Linked DNA regions of Homo sapiens: region 2 is linked to region 1. Evidence: chromatin contacts called from ENCODE Hi-C or POLR2A ChIA-PET data. All regions are on one chromosome and are shown on one strand. The core of a region is the stretch at or near the end of the contact, and the rest is flanking DNA. Distances in the headings are between cores, read along the strand shown.

Region 1 (5,987 bases), core at 365-2,864:
CAGCTTAAGAAATGGGAGAAAGTATTTTCAATCCATATACCTCAAGAGGTTAATATCTAAAACCTATTAAAAAACTCTTAATAGCCAAAAAAAAAACCTGATTTTAAAATGGGCAAAGAACCTGAATAGACATTTAACCAACGAAGACATGCAAACAGACAACAGGTACATGAAAAGGTACTTAACATCACTAATGCAAATCAAAACCTCAGTATCACCTCATACCTTGTTAGAAGGGTTATTCCAAAAAAAAAAAAAAAACCTCAAAAAACAAAAGATAATCGATGGTAAGGATGTGAAGAAAAGGAAATCTTTTTACACTGTTGGTGGGAATGTAAATTAGTATAGCCATTATGGAAAACAGTGTGGAGTTTTCTCAAAAGATGAAAAATAGAATTATTTGATTCAGCAATCACGCTTCTGGGAGTATATCCAAAGGAAATAAAATCACTGTTTCACAGAGATATCTGCATTTTCATCACATGGTCCTTACAGCACTGTTCACAATAGCCAAGATACTGAAACAACCTAAATGTCTATCAGTCAGATGAATGGATAAAATGTGCGTATATATGTATACACACACAGAGCAGAATCAGTAGAGTATTATTCAGCCTTTAAAAAAAGAAGGAAATCCCATCACTTGGAACAACATGGGTGGATCTGGAGGGCATTATGATAAGTGAAATAAACCAGGCACAGGACAAATACTCCATGATCCCACTTTTATGAGGAGTTTAAAATAGTGAAGCTTGTAGAACTAGATAGTAGAATAGTGGTTATCTGGGGCTGGGGAGAGGAGTAAATGGGGAGGTGTCAGTCAAAAGATACAAAGTTTTAGTTATGCAAGATAAGGTCTGGAGATCTCCTGTGTAGCAGAGCCTATAGTTAGCAATACTGTATTGTATACTTAGAATGTTGCTAAGGGAATAGGTCTTACGTTAAGTGCTCTTACCACAAAAGAAAAAAATACTTTTCAAAGATTTTGAGGGGTTTGGGTGCAGTGGCTCACGCCTGTAATTCCAGCACTTTGGGAAGCCATGGCAGGAAGATTGCTTGAGCCCAGGAGTTTGAGACCAGCTTGGGGAGCATAGTGAGACCTTGTCTCTACTAAAAATTAAAAAATTAGCAAGGGGCATGGTGGCGTGTGCGTGTGGTCCCAGCTACTCAGGAGGCTGAGGTGGGAGGATCATTTGAGCCCGGGAAGTCAAGGCTGCAGTGAGCCATGATCATGCCACTGCACTCTGGCCTGGGCAAGAGACTCTATCTCAAAAACAATTTTTTTTAATGAATAAAGAGGGCAAAAGGAAAATCTTTTGGAGATTTTAAGATTCGTTTACATAGACTTTACAGCCTTGAAAAAAGATATGTAAGCCCCAAATATAAAGAAGATACATTTGACCAGCAAGATTTATTAACAGCTATGGATCTACGTGTGCCATATCATGTTCTTCAGTGTAATTTCATGTTTTTGTCCAGCGATTCACAGAGGACTAGATTTTAGATTGCCTTTCCTCTCCCACAACTGACAAGGCTTTAATCAGGGCATTAAGGAGTTCTAAATAGGTCTTGCTTTTGAATCTGCATATCAGGAGGGGGCTGGGAGCATGAGCGGGAGGATGTCATGTCTCAGTGATTAATGATCTCTAGGAAGCTGAAAAGGGGAGTGTAATATACACAGTATTTCTACCCCCTGGAGTAGGAATGCAAACACTATTGTGCAGATCTGTGCATAGTCACTGACTTCCTGGTAGCTGGAGAATTTCATACACTCTTCTACCACAAATAAAACTGTCAGAGAAGTGACAGAGCTCAAAAAGCTGGCCTTCCTTACTTAAAAAGAATAGCTCAAACACAGTGAGCCAGAAAAATTAATTTTGTAGTTGTTTGGAAACCAAGTTGTTAAATAAGAAATAAGAAAATGGGAACTTTTCTTGAAAAGCCTAAAACCTCCAAATATTTGTTGAATCAAACTCTACATTTGGTTTCTTAAATTTACTGAATTCCTGGAAACTGCTTACTTTAAACGAATTTAAAGGGGAAACATTCCTTTGTAATGAAATGACCCATCTGAAACTTTTCAATCTGGTCTCTGGTAGGTTCAGAGCATCATACGGTCAGTGTATTTAAGAGCCTATTGCCTGATGTTTAGGGAAAAAATCATAACATTTCAGAATGGCTTGTATACAGTTTTTGAAAATAATTCTAAGGTAGAGTTATTTCCCCCCTTTTATTCTCAATGAATCTATGGTATTATTTAGTAACAATTTCTAAGTGCTTAAGATAGAAGCAAAACGTTCTGAACTATAGATAAGATAAACTACAGATATTTGCAAAAAAAAGTTTTAAGAGAAAGTTTTGGGGAAAGCTTATATTTCAGCCACCTTTGATTATTTACCAATAACCAAATATAGAGATTTTGTGCATAACACCAGTAGCAGCAGCAGTATTTGGTTTTAGTGAGGGCAATCAAATAACTTGTATTTTACTAGGAACCATTTATTCATATGACTTGTTAAATTATTTTTTGCTCTTGATTCATTTTTTTGATGCCCTATACATTACCACTTTCTGTTCTGCATTGTCTAACTTTTCAACTGACTTGTTACTGGTTTTTATTTTTCCATAATATAAAAAGAAAGGAAATATTCATTCTTGGGGAAGTGGAGCACAATTCAGGGTAGAGGAAAGAAAAATTTTTGTATTTCTATTTCTTTGTTTTTCTGTTTGTTTTGCTTTATTTTTTAGGGTGTCACTATAATCTAAAGTAGAAGGAGCTACTGGTCTAAATTAAGATAGTATCAGATAGATTAAGCTCTAAATTTGGTTTCCAAGTGGTTGGACTTTTAAATTGCATTTGCAGGAGTTTATTTTTAGTCAGGATGTGGTTATTTTTAGATCTGCTTCTCTGTCACTAGGAAATAAAATGCCTGTCTTTCCATTGTTGATCAGGAAGTTCTAAGGCACAGGCATATAAGAGCCAGTTAGCCCAGAACACCACCACTCCTTTTAGATGAAAGAATATGAAATAACTCATGGAAGAAAATATGTTTGTTGAGAACATATCTAATTTTGAAATTGTTAGTGTCATTTTAATCTTTTGTACACTGAACAACAGAACAAGGTTTTTAGGGAATGCCAAAAATATAAGGTTTGGGTTCCCCCTACTGGTGTGCATCCCAGTCTCGTGTATTCATTAATACACAGCTGAAAGGCCTAGGGGCTAGAGATTAGAAATAGCTATATTAACTTCATTTAGAGACCTGATGATAAGAAAGAGAGAAAAAACTCCATTTCCCTTTTTCTGCATATGTCTTACAAAAATTGGGATGATTTTTAAATTGTATTTTCTACATTTAGAAAGAATAAAACTTAATTCTACCATATTTGGTTTATTGTTGTTGCTACTGATAAGCTGCTTATTTTCAGTGTTTCTCAAATGCTTTATGTTGTAATCTAAGGAATAATAAAACACCAGTGGATCCACAAAAGGATTTAAAATCCCAGGGAAGAAATGCAAAGCTAGCATTGTTGCCATAATAAAATTAAGGAGCTGGCATTAAAGCTCACTAATTCCTATTTTAGCATTTCAGAAAGTGACATGACATCATGTGATTGTGTCTGTCTATTCAACATTTGTTTTTTTTCTAATTTGTACAACATATATTTGAAACAGTTTTTTATTTCCTATCTCATAGTAAGTGTCAAGTGTCCATAATGGCTCATTTTTGGAAAAGAAATATTTTAATTGACTCTTAAAAGTCACTTTTGAACTTCTTATTATGTTTGCATTTTAAAGGACTATTCAATCAAGTTAAAATATTGTATTTTTTTAATTGCTTTTCAGCAATGCAGTCAACCTTTTAAGCAATGTTCCAGTCTCTTGTTTGGATGTTCTCATTTGTCCGTTAACCCATGAAGAAACAGCCCAAGAGGCAACGACTCTAGATGAACTGCCCAGTAATAAAACAGCTGAGAAAGAAACAGTTTTGAAAAACAATACCATGGTATACAATGGTATGAATATGGAGGCCATTCATGTTTTACTGAATTTTATGGAGAAGAGAATAGACAAGGTAAGGCTGATAAAATGGAAGCCCTGGGAAGATGCTTCCAAAGAATGTAAATGTGCCATACATACAGACACACATCACAGAGCATGATTTTTAAATCTAAGCTTTTTTTCTGACTGATGTGCTGCATAATTGTTTTTACTTTGGAAAGCAGTTTATTACAATATATGATAAATTGCTGAAGCCATGTTAATTTATTTGTTTAATGCTGAAAATTATGTTCATGCAACACCAAAATTATGACTAGTGCTTGAAAACAAAGGAAAAAGTAATTACTGTTCCATTTTGTTACTTTGTGAGTCCTAGAAATAAAAAATATCCCCCCAAAAACTTGCTAAATACTCTTCATAATACCTAAAAGACATCTTCCCAAAAAAAAGAAAAAAGAAGACCTTGTCAATTTCCCATTTGTTGTGAGCTGTTTATACATTCTCTGGTCTATCACTCACTTTGTCAGGTATCTGTATTAAAAGGCAGCAAGGTAGCATAGTCCAGTCACCAAAATTTTGCTTCATTCAAGCCCTTTGGCTAAGCCCATGGGAATCCTAGAAAATGTAGGAACATCCAGGAAGGACCAAAAAAGGCAATAGTAAACATGAAGATGATAAAATGGAAATGTTTTTAGGAAAAGAATTTTTAAAATAGTTTGTAAGCTTAGGTAACATAAGATGTCCCCACCTCGTGGATCACGAGGTCAGGAGATCGAGACCATCCTGGCTAACATGGTGAAACCCCATCTCTACTAAAAGTACAAAAAATTAGCCAGGTGTGGTGGTGGGCACCTGTAGTCCCAGCTACTCAGGAGGCTGAGGCAGGAGAATGGCGTGAACCCGGGAGGTGGAGCTTGCAGTGAGCCGAGATTGCGCCGCTGCACTCCAGCCTGGGCAACAGAGGGAGACTCCCTCTCCCAAAAAAAAAAAAAAAAAAAAAGTCCCCACCTCAAAAACAAATTGATATCCTCAGTTACATGAAGGAAAGTAATACTGTTAGAAACAAAACTAACGTATTTCAAAAACATATGGTTTTTTTTTTTATAGGGAAGCAGCTATAGAGAGGGTCTAACTCCAGTTCTCAGCTTATTAACCGAATGTTCCCGAGCCCATCGAAACATCCGAAAATTTCTCAAAGATCAGGTAACTGCTTAATGCATATTACATTGCAAAGTTAGTCTTTTTATGTGCATTTTAAACATAGAATTAATTGAATTTTCTCACAATGATTTTGTTTCAGATAATCAGAAACTCAGTCTTAATCTTTGAAATCTTCTTAATCAAGAAGTGTGTATTTTTTGAGTCATTCATTCAGCAAATGCTACCGAGATCTGCTGTGTGTGCTGTGTTTTGGGCATTGAACAACAGATGAAGTCTTTCCCCTTGGGAAGTTTATTTTGTAGAGAGGGGGACAAAAAGTAAACAAATTTAAAATATAATGGCAGGTGGTGATAAGCATTCTGAAGAAAGGTAAAGCATTTTAAGAGAGAGGAGACACTTTAAGGGAACAAGGGAGGACCTCTCTGAGATGACATTTGAACAGAAAGGTGGAAAAGTAAGAGTATCTCTGAGAATGATTGGAAAGGAATGTCCCTGAGAGAACAAGTTCACAATCCCTGAGACAAGAGGATGCTTTGGTACACTTAAGGAAAAGCAAGAAGGCCTGTGTGACTAGGCCACAATATGCAAGGGGGAGAGTGGTAGATAAAGAGAGGTAACAAGAGCCAGATACAGCAGGCGGTGTAGGACTTTCCATTCTCTTCTAAGTGAGATGAGAAGATATTGGAGTGTTTTAAGAGGGGAAGTGATGTGACCTTATTTATGCTTAAAGATATCCTGGCTACTATTTGTAAGATTGACATAGTGGAGCACAAATGGATGCAAGGAGACAAGTCCAAAAGATAACTGATGTTGCATGTTTGGA
Region 2 (6,374 bases), core at 1,375-3,874, 420 kb before region 1:
CAAGTTCAGAAGAAGTTATATAAAGGTGTGGTTTGCTGTCATTAGTTTGAAACAGATTTTCAAAGCAGTTATGTCCGAGAATGTTATTTGACCATTACTGCCAAGCCCTTTGACTTAAGGGGGAATTTAATCAGTTAAATGTGTCTGTTGCTGCAGAAATTGACATATACCTGTTTGTGTATGTGCTTTTTAGTTATGAGAAATTGCATACACACCACTATATATAATGTGTGTGCATTAAGTCTCATAAAGCAAATACTTGTATATTCCCATTCAGTTTAAGAATGAACACAGCGTCAGTACATTTGAATCCTCCATGTGCCTTCTCTTGTTCTTGGCTGCCCCTCCCATCTGTCTGGAGGCTCTGGCCATGTGCCTGCCTATTCACTTGGTACAAAGCAATCCCAACACATTCCTGAGCATTCTCTGTGTGATTAAGTGAAGCACAGGTCCTTTTCCCAGGAGCATCCGCAGCAGACCTGAGCTTCAGATGTAGGTTTCAAAGTTTTTAAAGCATGAACTCTCAGTTGGAATCCCAATATTAAAACAGATAAAAGTTGAGCCTTTCTGGTTGAGGTGGGACAGAGGGGTTCTCTGCCTCCTTCCCCTTCCCCTGAAACTCCTCCATGGAATTCATAAGCACAGTTTCCTCTGTAGAAGGATGTTTAGATTCTTTCACAGAGCCTGCAGGGTCCTTGATGATCGTGCCCCTCTGTGCCTTTCCGGCCTCATCTCATGCCAAAGTGAGGCACTTACATCTTCTCAAACATACCATAATGCTCTTCTATCACTATTCCTTTGAGTTATGCCTTCTACCGAAGCTGCCCCTCCCTCATATCCCTTTCACCCTCTCTCTAAAGAGGAGCTCCTCCTTATTCATCTTTTGAGCCCTCTCTGAAACTGTGACCTCCTAGGTGCAGTTAGTTGCTCTGTCTTCCTTAGGCCAGTAACAGTTTATTCAAGTCTTTATTTGCATGCTAAATTAACATGTAATTCTTTACTTCCATGCTTCTTCCCCCTTTTAGATTGTAAGCTCATTGAGGAAAGGAACCATTTATATTCATCTCGTTATTTCCACATATGTGCAGGCCGATATTTGAATAAGGAGAAGTTGCTCTCATGCAGCCTTGCAAACTGCATTCCAGCAAGAGACACAACCAAGTTCACATCTCCTAAGGCACGAATGAATTTAGGGACTGGAGGAACTGATAGAGGGTCAGTGTGGCTGGAGTGAGTGAGGTGTCAGGATGGTAAGAAATGACACTGGAGACCCAGGTGGAGGCTGGATCATCTGGAGCCCTGTGTGCCATGGGAAGAGACTTGGCATTCTACATGCAGCAGAAGACCATTGAAGAGTTTTAGTCAGGGGAGTGACATGATCTGATTTTTAGTTTAGAAAGATCTGATGTGGAGATGAACAGGCGAAGAGTGGACCGGCTAGAAGCTGTAGCAGTTTTCTAGATGAGAGATAGTGCGGCTGGGATGATCACAGCAGATAGTACCACAACTAAAATTTAAAAACTAGAATTATGAAATTATAGTAACTTTAGGTTCTAGAAAAAAAAATTAGCATCAGGACTACTGAGGAAGCTCTGTTTGGTTAATGGCCACTACTTAGCAGTTTGGTTTTTGGCCACCTTCAGATTGACCATTGTGCAAGGAATTATGGGTATCCTCACCATCAATCCCATTTTTACTATTTTTTACTTCGGAAAAACCATGGTGTTAAATGAGTCCATTAAAAAAAAGTTGATTGTTTAGAGGAATAAGGAATGGAGTAAGGAGGGGGAAAGGAGAGCTGATCCTGTTGCTTAAAAAATTAGAATTAAAAAGAGGGTTCCCATGTGCAAGAAAACATAGCTTTATAAACAATGTAAAGACATAAAAGGTATTGTGTTAGCAAAAATGTGTAAAAACAATAGCTGCTAATTTCACACCCCATGGGATGAGGGAGCATAAATGTGCTTCAGCTTTAGATAACAGAGTTGTCTCCACTGGCCAAGCGGGTTCACAGAGCTTTCCTTCAGTCTTGATGCCACAAGAGGGTTGGCAGGCCAGCCGCCAGTAGAGGTGTTAGCAAAACCTACCGATTTCAGGCTTAATCTTTCACCTACCTTTTCTTTTTCGGTAATGTGTTCATTATTTGCTGAGCATTACTCTATTCTTTGTCTGCAAATTTTTTGTTTCTAATGCAGCTTGCTTTGTATGGGTGAGATATGGAATGGCACCAAAATCCGGCACCCTGGAAAGCCAGGGATTTCTACCCTATGACAAAAGAATGCCGTCTTGACTTCAGAGATTGCCTAATCCCAGCTGTTCTGATAATGTAATTAAGGCTGCCTAATGTCTTTAATTTTGCAACCAGTTTGTGTGAAAAGGAGAATTTGGCACTCTGTAGGCTTAAACACTAAATAGCAATCTCAAGACGCCTAATTAGAATTCTCTGACATTAAGCTAATTGGTGAAACTGTATTTCAGCAGCTTAACTTCTTTATTAATTTTTTTAGCATTTTCATTGAAAATCAATTGATGAGCTGTCAGCATTTTTCCCTGAAATATGATTTGCTCTTTACTCTCCTGTCTTAAACAGGCTGAAAGGCCTTGTGCTACCAAGGTATTGAATATTATCACCAGCATTCCTTCCCTTTTAGTCATTTTACTTTTGACCTAAATAATGTGGTGTATTGTGTGGATGGCCTTGTGGTTTCTCACTGCTCTGTGAACTTGGACAGCATTTTTTCTTTTAAACTGAAATTTTAGGAGTAGGAAAATTTAATAATGAGGCAGTATTTCTGTTGACTGTGTTCTTACTTTTTACTTCTTTAGTACCAAGGACATTTCCTTGTGTTTGAATCAAGGGGCTACAATAAATTCAGCTGGGATCCAAAAAAACTTTGTCATAATTTGAGACAAAAGTGTCTAAGTGTAAGGGACTAATTAAAATAGAGCTGAGCTTTTGTTGTTTAGGTTAAGGGCATTCGATTCTGTTCAGGATGCTTATTCAAGTTCCTTTTGCCAGTTTCCACAGGAAGTTGCTGGAATAGGCTTCTTCATCCCCTCTCACCCCTCTGCACCTGCTTCCATTCCCATATTCTTTCTTTCCAAGAGTGAAACTGCTGGGTCTCACTGTAAGAAAGGATTAAGCTCTCAGAGGAGGAAGTTTTCTTTTTAGAACACTTCTGACATAGTAAATTCAAATCCAAGATCCAGGCTTTTCTATCTGAAAAGGTGGTTTTAGTAGAAAAGTGGAAGGACATGTCTTAACTTTAAAGAAGGAAAAGCATGAAATCCAGTTCCACTTAGGAAATTCCTTCTTTGGCACTAGCTAGAGGAGAAGATTCATTTGCTTTGAATACCTTCTTCATTCTGAGTCAAAAAACTACCTATCAGAAACATTCAGGAATATAGTCAGTATGGAATCTGGAAAATCTTTAGCTTAAACATACTTCACTGAACCTCAGAATTCTTTAAGAAATTAATTAGTATAAATATGCCCCCCATATTACTTTAATGTTTTGTTATTTAACTTAGATCACAAATATATTGAGCTTTTTTCTTCCACTGCAAAGAAAAAAGATGTGTACAAAGGGAAAAAACTAATAGAATTAATTGTATAGGAGTATTTAGTATGCATAATATCTATTATATTACTGAAGAAGTCTACTTTTTTTTTATTTATAGTGAGCCAGATATTTAGTTTTGCTTTTTTTTTTTTTTTTTTTTTAATGAACTTGATATAACTGGCATTCTGGTTATGTGTTACTCTGTTACATGCTATCTCAAAATGGTGGCTTAAAACAACAACCATTTTATTATACATACCTCACAGTTTTGTGGGTCAAGAATTCAGGCAGGACTTGGCTATTTGATTCTTTTGTTTCACATGGTGTTGATGGAGGTTGGTTGGTTGATGTTCTGCTAGAGGTTGGTGGGAAGGGCTGGAAAGCTAGGCTCAGGCGTTTCCAGAGTTGTCACATTCGGTGGCTCAGGAATCTAAGAGTAAGTGTTTCCCATAGACAAGAAACTGTGTGACCTTAGTGACCTAGACTGAAAGTCACAGCATCACTTATGTTTATTCTATTGGTCAAATAGTCCCCACCCAGATGTGGGGCAGTGGGGCACGGGGGTAGGGATGGACATGGGCCACACCTCTCAATGTTTGCTTCAGGGATCAGCCAGAGATTTGGGCAAAGTTTATATATATAGTTTGGAGTTTTCTTCCTTGGGTTCTCTCCTTTATGGAATTCCCCTTCACCTTCCAGCTACTCAAATCCAGTAGTTCAGATCTTTTTCTTCTGTTTCTTCAGTCCAGTAAGACTGCAGGTCTTTCTCTGAGTTTCAGCTTCCCAGTGTGGCTTGGACCCTTTTTATTAACGTGGCCTACCCTTAGGTGAAAAGCCTTAAAAATGAGATGTGTACCCAGTGCCATTCACTCTCAGTGTCCTGCTTTTGGACACTCCCTAGTGCCTTCAAAAAGTTTTTAAATGTTTTGTCCAGAATTTATGATTATTATCTGCAGATGAATCCGTCTGATAGGACCTACTCTACCAATTCGGGAAACAGAGCCACCTAGTCTGTTTTCATGACTTACTGTTCTATCCCGTTGATTTGGCTTCCATAATCACTGTTTTAAAATATCACTGTGGTTTAATAGCATTTATAGGTAATTTTTAACATAAAAATTTAAATGTTACATTTATATGTTATGAAGGGTACAAATAAAATGAACAACCTCAAGGCCACTACTCAACAACTAGACTATTACCAATAGCATTTCATTTACCTATGTACCCCCTACTCCATTCTTCATTTTCCCCTACCATCCTGAACTTTTGCATTTTTTAATTTCTTGATTTATTATATCATTTACATCTTTAATTTTAAAGTTTTAAAATTATTTATTACAGTATAAGCTTTGCTTACTTTTGAACTTTATAGAAATAGATCCATATACCGTATAATTTCTCTGCAATTTTTTTCTTCTTTCAACATTAAGATGTGTCTATATTGTTGCATGTTACTGTAGTTCATTTTCATTTCTGTTTTCCATTGTGTCAAGATGTGATACAGTATGATGAATACCACTTTATTCATTCTACTGATCAAGGACTTTGTATTGTTTCTCCCCATTTGACATTAAAAAAAAAAACACAACAACACTGGCATTCTTATTTATATCTCCTGGTTTCCATATGCAAGAGTTTCTCTAAGGAGGATTGCCTAGTCATGGAGTCAGAGTCAAGTTAAATTTTTACCTGAACTGCAGAATGTCACACTAGTTTGCCAAGTATTTCTACATTACGTTGTATATGAATTTCTGATGAGCTCCGTCCCATGACTTACTATCAAACTTTTAAGTTTTTGTCTAATAGATGCAAAATGGCATCTCCTTGTGGTCTTAATTTGCATTTTCTATATTACTAATGAGGTTGAGCCCCTTTTCATGTACTTATTGACTATTCCTGTTTTCTTTGCAATGTCTTTTGGGTTGTTCCCATTTTTGTTACTGATTTCAAGGAGATTTTTGTATATTTTGCTTCCTAATTTTTTGTTATATGTGTTGCAGATATCCTTTTCCAGTCTAAATTCTTGTTTTAATAACTTTATATATATATATATATTTTTTGAGACAGAGTCTGGCTCTATCGCCCAGGCTGGAGTGCAGTGGCATGATCTCTACTCACTGCAACCTCCACTTCCTGGGTTCAGGTGATCCTCCTGCCTCAGCCTCCCAAGTAGCTGGGATTACAGGCATGCACCACCACACCCAGCTAATTTTTGTATTTTTAGTAGAGATGGAGTTTCACCATGTTGGCCAGGCTGGTCTCGAACTCCTGACCTCAAGTGATCCACCCGTCTCAGCCTCCCAAAGTGCTAGGATTACAGGCATGAGCCACGGTGCCCGGCCAACTTTATAGTATTTTAAAGTGCTACTAATTTGTGCTTTTAGTTGCAGCCATTTGTCAACTTATCTAACTTTTAATAGTGCTTGATATGGTTTGGATCTGTGTCCCCACCCAAATCTCATGTTGACATGTAATCCCCGATGCTGGACGTGGGGCCTGGTGGGAGGTGATTGGGTCATGGGGGTGGTTTTTAATGGCTTAGCACCATCCTCCTAGTGCCATTTTCTTGGTAGAATTCTCATGAGATCTGGTTGCTTAAAAATATGTAGCATCGTCCCCTTCTCCCTCTTCTTCCTGCTCTGGCCATATAAGACATGCTTGCTTCCCCTTTGCCTTCTGCCATAATTGTAAGTTTCCTGAGGCCTCCCCAGAAACTGAGCAGATGGCCAGCATCATGCTTCCTATACAGCCTGAAGAACCATGAACCAATTAAACCTCTTTTCTTTATAAAGTATATAGTCTCAGTTG

The links. A loop is a pair of places that touch in the nucleus more often than their neighbours do. ChIA-PET counts read pairs that join two places held with the same protein, here RNA polymerase II (POLR2A). Pooled maps may share reads with other maps.
Region 2: a loop to region 1 is called in a pooled map, with 5 times the contacts of the local background. The contact joins two enhancer-like sites. A Hi-C loop is called at or near these places in 4 of 50 pooled maps. POLR2A ChIA-PET finds 5 or more read pairs at or near these places in 3 of 52 experiments (MCF 10A, activated T-cell and common myeloid progenitor, CD34-positive).

The regions. Positions count from the first base shown.
Region 1 is chr12:106,838,742-106,844,728 of GRCh38, forward strand. It overlaps RIC8B (RIC8 guanine nucleotide exchange factor B), which reads left to right. Exons shown (of 10, transcript NM_001330145.2): 5 at 3,848-4,076; 6 at 5,111-5,206. Among named protein-coding and RNA genes, the nearest start is that of RIC8B, 67 kb to the left of the region's middle. Within about 2 kb of position 1,615, at least 7 of the 41 ENCODE cell types and tissues checked have a DNase peak (open chromatin) inside an H3K27ac peak, as active enhancers do.
Region 2 is chr12:106,416,092-106,422,465 of GRCh38, forward strand. All of the region lies in intron 12 of POLR3B (RNA polymerase III subunit B), which reads left to right. Among named protein-coding and RNA genes, the nearest start is that of POLR3B, 62 kb to the left of the region's middle. Within about 2 kb of position 2,625, at least 5 of the 41 ENCODE cell types and tissues checked have a DNase peak (open chromatin) inside an H3K27ac peak, as active enhancers do.